2 separate regions of the Homo sapiens genome follow, and region 1 is linked to region 2. A link is a contact called in ENCODE Hi-C or POLR2A ChIA-PET data. All regions are on one chromosome and are shown on one strand. Each heading gives the region's core, a stretch centred on a gene start or an enhancer-like site at or near the end of the contact. The rest is flanking DNA. Distances are from core to core; before and after follow the strand shown.

Evidence for each region. Hi-C counts contacts between places; a loop is a spot of excess contacts on that map. ChIA-PET counts read pairs that join two places held with the same protein, here RNA polymerase II (POLR2A). Pooled maps may share reads with other maps.
Region 1: a pooled map shows a loop between it and region 2 (4-fold over the local background). The contact joins the promoter of DUSP11 here to the promoter of DGUOK-AS1 in region 2. A Hi-C loop is called at or near these places in 6 of 50 pooled maps. POLR2A ChIA-PET finds 5 or more read pairs at or near these places in 4 of 52 experiments (A673, MCF 10A, T-cell and 1 more).

The regions. Positions count from the first base shown.
Region 1 is chr2:73,778,026-73,781,411 of GRCh38, reverse strand. DUSP11 (dual specificity phosphatase 11) reads left to right here and starts at 1,309. Exons shown (of 9, transcript NM_003584.3): 1 at 1,309-1,538; 2 at 3,036-3,111. The coding sequence starts at 1,438. RefSeq lists enhancers at 1,338-1,407, 1,488-1,537, 1,668-1,817.
Region 2 is chr2:73,979,621-73,982,691 of GRCh38, reverse strand. It overlaps DGUOK-AS1 (DGUOK antisense RNA 1), which reads left to right and starts at 1,253. Exons shown (of 2, transcript NR_104030.1): 1 at 1,253-1,557.

The DNA of each region.
Region 1 (3,386 bases), core at 60-2,559, 200 kb after region 2:
AAGTTACTTTCATAAATTAGAAACTAAGAAGTAAAAATTACTTTCAAAAATCTGCCATTGGCCAGGTGCGGTGGCTCAAGCCTGTAATCCCAGCACTTTCGGAGGTCGAGGAGTGCTGATCATGAGGTCAAGACATCGAGACCATCCTGGCCAACATGGAGAAACCCTGTCTCTACTAAAATACAAAAAATTGGCTGGGAGTCGTGGCATGCACCTGTAGTCCCAGCTACTCAGGAGGTTGAGGCAGGGAGAATTGCTTGAACCCGGGAGGCGGAGGTTGCAGTGAGCTGAGATGGCACCACTGCACTCCAGCCTGGTGGCAGAGTGAGACTGGGTCTCAAAAAAAAAAAAAAAAAGTCTGCAATCATAATTACTTACAGTTTAATCTGGAATTTAGTACTCTATTCTATTTTCAAAGCTGCTATAGGGTATGCTGTCCTTTGTAGTTCCACTTTTAGCAGAATTGAACGTTTTTCTAACGGGTACAGATCTTTATGCTTGAGACTGTGTGGAAACCTTGGACTTGAGCTCCACTCTCAGTTATTTTTTGTATTTGCTAAAACTTAAATACATTCTGTCCACCTCTAGCATGATACCTGGTATGTGATAGGAACCCAATAAAAGTTTGGCTTTGATGGGAGTGTATGTTTCTACATTATTTTTGGAGGGTAATTAGGTAGTATCTTTCCAAATTTTAAGTTTGTATGTGTTTCATTCCAGACATTCTACTTCTAGGAATTTAGATATAGTTGTATATATGTATAAGGATGTTCACATTGCAGCATTGTCTGTAACAAGATTTGAAAAGAACCTGAAAACAACTAAAGGTCCATTAATATTGAACTGGCTAAATACGTTATGGTACTTTTAATTATGTTACTCATAAGCAAGTAAATTGCCTATAGCCATTAAAAATAGAATCTATGTATGCATAAATTGACTGGGATAATCAGTGTTTAAGGTATACTGTAGAATATGTACAGTTACTCCTTTTGTATAAAAATAGAGGATATACATATATGTGAAAGTAAATATGTATACAAAATATGCAAAATGTGAATGTAAGCGCTGGTAAATATCTAGAAGAACACACAAGGAACCGGGGCGTGGGGCGGATCGGGCAGAGGGACTTCCCTGTGCCTCACTGTTTGAATTCTGAAGGGTGCATACACGCCCTTATTGACCTGTGCTACTGGCCTCTGGCTAAAGAGGGCGCTGTAGCCACCAAAGTCCTGTTTACAGATCAGGAGTCTCAGTAAGCCAGCGTGGCTACGCCATCACGACCGGCGGTGGCACATGCGCAATAGCGAGACGCTGGAGCGCGGCGTAGGTGGCTGCCGAGTCTTTTCCTGTTTAGGGTCTTATCCTGGCATTGAGGGCGCCGGACTGGCGCTTTTGGCCGACTTGGCATTGGGTGGGCGGCTTCTTGGGACCCACATGAGCCAGTGGCATCATCCCCGCAGTGGCTGGGGCCGGAGACGCGACTTTTCAGGACGCTCCTCAGCCAAGAAGAAGGGCGGAAACCACATCCCCGAAAGGTAGTATGTCTTGGTCCCTTGGCGTGGCCTTTCCAGCTCGTGGCTTCTGGGTCTGGGCTTCATCGTTTGTGGTCTCTGCCTCTCGCCGTTGCCATCGCAAGCTTGACTTGTCCGCCGCTTGCTTTGAGGCTTTGACCCTCTGCGCCACCCGCTGTAGCTGAAAGGGGCGATGTCTGTGATGTCCTGTGATTTCTCCATATTCTTGTAAAAGGGAGGTTCTGGCCATTGCTCTTAGGTAAAATACGGAAGGATTGCTTTAAGGTGGGACTGTTACTGTTGGGGACACTCCTTAATTCCCAAAATGGAACCTCCTCAATTCCTTGTTACGTTGGCACGGAAAGTGTAATGGTTTGAGTTAGGAACCCAGCAGTAGTAGCGCCCTGAGATCTCACATGGAAAGTTGGTTTGTATTGTTTCCAGAAATCACAAAGAGCATACTTTGTTACTTCCTAACAGGCCTCATTTGAAAGATAACTCCTTTATACGTACAAATGATTAATTTTGAGACTTTGCACGTAGGTGCATTGAACTGTTTTTACTCCTTGAGACCATCCTCCACCATCTCATACCTCAATAAATCCTCTTCATTTTATCTACTATCTTTTGACTGTCACTTTCTGTCAGTACCCTAATACAGGTCTTGCCTGACTTATTGCAGTGGGGTTCTAATTAGTGAATCTCCTGTTTGTTTTCTTCCAATCCGTTTTTTTGTTTTTGTTTTTGGGATGGATTTTTGCTCTTCTCCGCCAGGCTGGAGTGCAATGGTCCAATCTCGGCTCACTGCAACCTCCGCCTCCCGGATTCAAGCGATTCTCCTCCCTCAGCCGCCCAAGTTGCTGGGATTACAGGCGCCCGCCACCACACCCGGCTAATTTTTTTTGTATTTTTAGTAGAGATGGGGTTTCACCATGTGGGTCAGGCTGGTCTCGAACTCCTGACCTCAGGTGATCCACCTGCCTCAGCCTCCCAAATTGCCGGGATTAACAGACGTGAGCCACCGCGCCCGGCCAGTTCCTAGCATTATTAAGTGAAGTTCACAGTCCCTCTTCTAGCAGGTTTTCTCTTAAAATATGAACTTGAAGTTTCCTACTAATTGAACTTTATGGCATCAGTCGTATGAAAACTAAAAGCGTGAAGTGAAATAATTGAATTTAAATTATTTCAGTGAATATGTTTGTATTAATGGCACTTTAGTATCTGGTACTGGGCCAAGTTTAACAGGGATACAGAAGTTCTGGGTATCTCCGGTTTTATATAGGCCTTATTTGAGTTGTACTGTTGTGTTGGCTTGTGTTCGTTTTTATGATGGGGAAACAGGAGAGAAGGACGGTATAGGTCGTTACTTGGTGGGGTTTAATAAGTGGAGTGGCGAAATGCAAAGCAGAGAGGAGAGAGGACATGTTGTGCGGGCTATGATTCCCATTTTCAAAAAGTCTTATTTTGTGCAAGGAAACAAGGCTAACATACAATTTGGCTAACAAAAAATATATCTAATAGGTGGAAAGACTATCTCCCAGTTGGACAGCGGATGCCTGGGACTCGTTTCATTGCTTTCAAAGTTCCTTTGCAAAAGGTAAGCAAAAGTTAATTCAGTATTCTTTCAGGCATCTGAGTTCACCATGCAGAACACTGCTCTCCACTCTATCACATTCCATTTTCTCTTTTTATAGCAAATACTTTGTAATGACCCCTTTACTATCCTGAAATGAAGTTCATAGGTACATACAACCTACTTCATATTTTAAACAAAAATACCAATTAACACCCTAACTATAATATAAAAAATAAAATAAAAGTAATTTATAATAAAATAATATTTATTTCAATATATAAATGTTTGGACATGAC
Region 2 (3,071 bases), core at 4-2,503:
TGTGACAAAATGCAGAAGGAAGGATGCCTGGGGATGGAGACATTCGTGTGAAAGTGAGTGTGCAACTGAGGGGGTGAGGCCTGGGTTTGAGATTTGGGCCCCATCAGTGAGCAGACAGCGAGGCCTCAGTTGTGGAGGAGCTCATCCAGGGTGGATATGGAGTGTGAGAGGGAAAGGCTGCCAGGACAGAGCCCCAGGGAATACCAGCCCATGAGGGACAGGAGCTGAGAAGGCGCCGCCAGAGAGGTTGGAGGGAACCCAGCCAGGCTAGAGAGCTGCCTGTCATATCTTCCCGGCCTCTGGAACCTTACACTTCGGCAGTCCTGTTGCTCATTCCTTCTGCCTGGGGAAAAACCCTTCCCACCCCACCCCTTCTCAGCTACCCCTTGTACCTGCCAAATTCCCACTCATCCTGCAAGTCATAAGTGCCAGTTCCATGAAACCTCCAGCTGCTCAGATGATTCCAGAGCCCCACCCACTCTCCCTCCACAGAAGTTTGACTCTCCCTGCCTAGGAACAGTTATCTCATCGGCGCTGGGCACTGGAATGGTTTGCATGTTTCTTTCCCAGTTACTACAAACTCCTGGAAGGGTAGCACGCTGTCTTTCACCTCATAACCCTAGACCTAGCAACCAACCACTGTGTTGAATGAAGAGACGAGGTGAGTAGACCCTAATGAATGACAGACCCCAGTAACACTGAAGACCCATAGGCTTCTTTCCTGCTTTCTTTACGACTTGCACAAACTGGTCAGGGGCGCCCAAGATAAAACAGCCTAAACTCCTCAGGTCCTGCCTTCTGGTTCTCCAGCCTCCTGGGCTGCTGCGGCTATTCCCATTCACATTGCGCTCAGGGCAGGAGAGCAGCGGGGGTGGGCGTAGGGATAGGGCGAGCCCTTCCTGGGGCTGCATTAGCCTAGACGCAGTGGTTCCGCCAAGAGAGCCCCGGCACCAGCAGCATCACCATCTCCTGGGAACTGGCTAGAAATGCAAGCTCTCGGCCCCATCCTAACCCCACTGAATCAGAAACCCTGGGGGCGGGCCCAGCAATCTGTTTTAATTAGTCCGTCAGGTGAAGTCAAGTTAGAGCAGCACTGGACTACAGCAAGCGGGGGAGAAGGAAGTTCAGCACCCAGGTGGAGACTGCGATTAGGCCCCCAAGGCGCTTAGAGCAGACAGAGGGAGAGAGGCTCCTTTTAGGAGCGGGTTTGGCGGGCGCCACCCCAAGCGGCCAAGGGCGGAGCCTCTTTTAGGCGACTGCTCCCGCGAGGTCAGAGCCGGGCTGTGCCGCTGCCCCCGGGACTAGAAAGGGAAATCTCCTTGCTAGAGGAGGAAGCCCTAAGAACTCAAGGGAGATAGGGGTGGCAGGGGCATTTCCCTGGATGCCTGGAGCATGGAGGGTGCGAAATAAGGAGGCTTTCCTACCCCATTGATGAGCTGAAGTTGATTCCGCACGGGGGAGGAAAGGGACAGGAAGCATAATTGGATGTGCAAGCCTGTGGTTCTTCAGGAAGTTAACACGTGGAACTAACACTGTTGGATGCTGCTGAACTCTCAGGTGATTGATGTGACTAACCTCCTCAGGTACTTGACCTCTCTCCTCTTCAGCTAATGAGTAATTTGTCCTTATTTAAGAATGAGATTTGCGTATGGGGACCTTTTGCAGAAATGTAAATACATCCCGATATCCATACCTGGGCTTGGTTTTAAAGACTGAAGGTATTGGGAGGTTTATTTGATTTTGGATGTATTACTTCTTTGGTCATGTATTGGCTAAAAATATTATCAACTAATATTTGCATAGATCTTTCCCTTTTCAAAGCACTTCCACACACATTATCCTTCTGTCTGCACAGAGTGGCAAATACAACAAATGTGCAAATGTTAACTTTCCTTATCTATGACATAGTTTTTATTATCATCACCATTTTACAGATAAGAGAACTGGCGCTCAGTGAGGTAATTTGTCCAAGGTCATTCACTACTACATGTCAGAATCCAGGACCTACAATCCAGGACCTCTGAAATTAGCCCACGAATGCTAGAGCTGATACCAGGCAGAAGCTGGCATTTTGCTCTCAGGGAAAGGGAGGTTCATTAGTGGGTTGCTTGTGGACCTGCATTGGTGAGTGTGACACGTGTAGGATATCTATGCTATGCGTTTTTGGGTTTTTTGTTTTGTTTTGGTTTTGGGTTTTGGTTTTTTTTTTTTCTTTGAGATGGAGTCTCACTCTTGTCACCCAGGCTGAAGTGCAGTGGCGCGATCTGGGCTCACTGTAACCTCTGCTGCCCAGGTTCAAATGATTCTCCTGCCTCAGACTCTCGAGTAGCTGGGATTACAGGCACCTGCCACCGCGCCCAGCTAATTTTTGTAGTTTTAGTAGAGACTGGTCTTGAACTCCTGACCTCATGATCCACCCACCTCGACCTCCCAAACTGCTGGGATTACATGAGTGAGCCACCGCGCCCGGCTACTACGTTTTTCAATAGCCCCGCAAATGTCCTCATGTTTTATAACTAGTTTTGTGACTGCATTTTGAATTTTTTGAATCAAATAGGCTTCATTACTTGCAAGGAGAATGCAAGGGTACCCATCATAATGGAAGGAATACCCAACAGGGATAAAGGCCTTGGTGCCCCTGAGCCTTGGTTGACAGGGTGTATCAGTCAGGATCAGTTAGATTGTGCTGGAGTAATAGACAATCCCCAAATCACAGTGGCTTTACATAACAAAAGTGTATTTCTCAATCACAAAACGTGTCCATTATGAGTCATTAGGAGCTCTGTTTCCCGTAATCACTCGGGCATCCAGGCTGCTGCAACTGGACATGCATCTCCTCAACCCTGAAGGCAGGAAACAAGAATGGGGCAAATCTAGCACTGGCTCTTAAAGCTTTTCCCTGGAAGTGACACACATCACTCCTGCTGTCATCTCACTGGCCAAAGAAAGTTACAAGGGGGCAGGGAAGTGCAATAAGTACAATCCTGCTATGTGCAGGAAGGATAAGCAGAAGTATTTGGTTAACAGCACTAACACACAGGGAGTGTGTGTGAGTGTGTGAATGTATATGT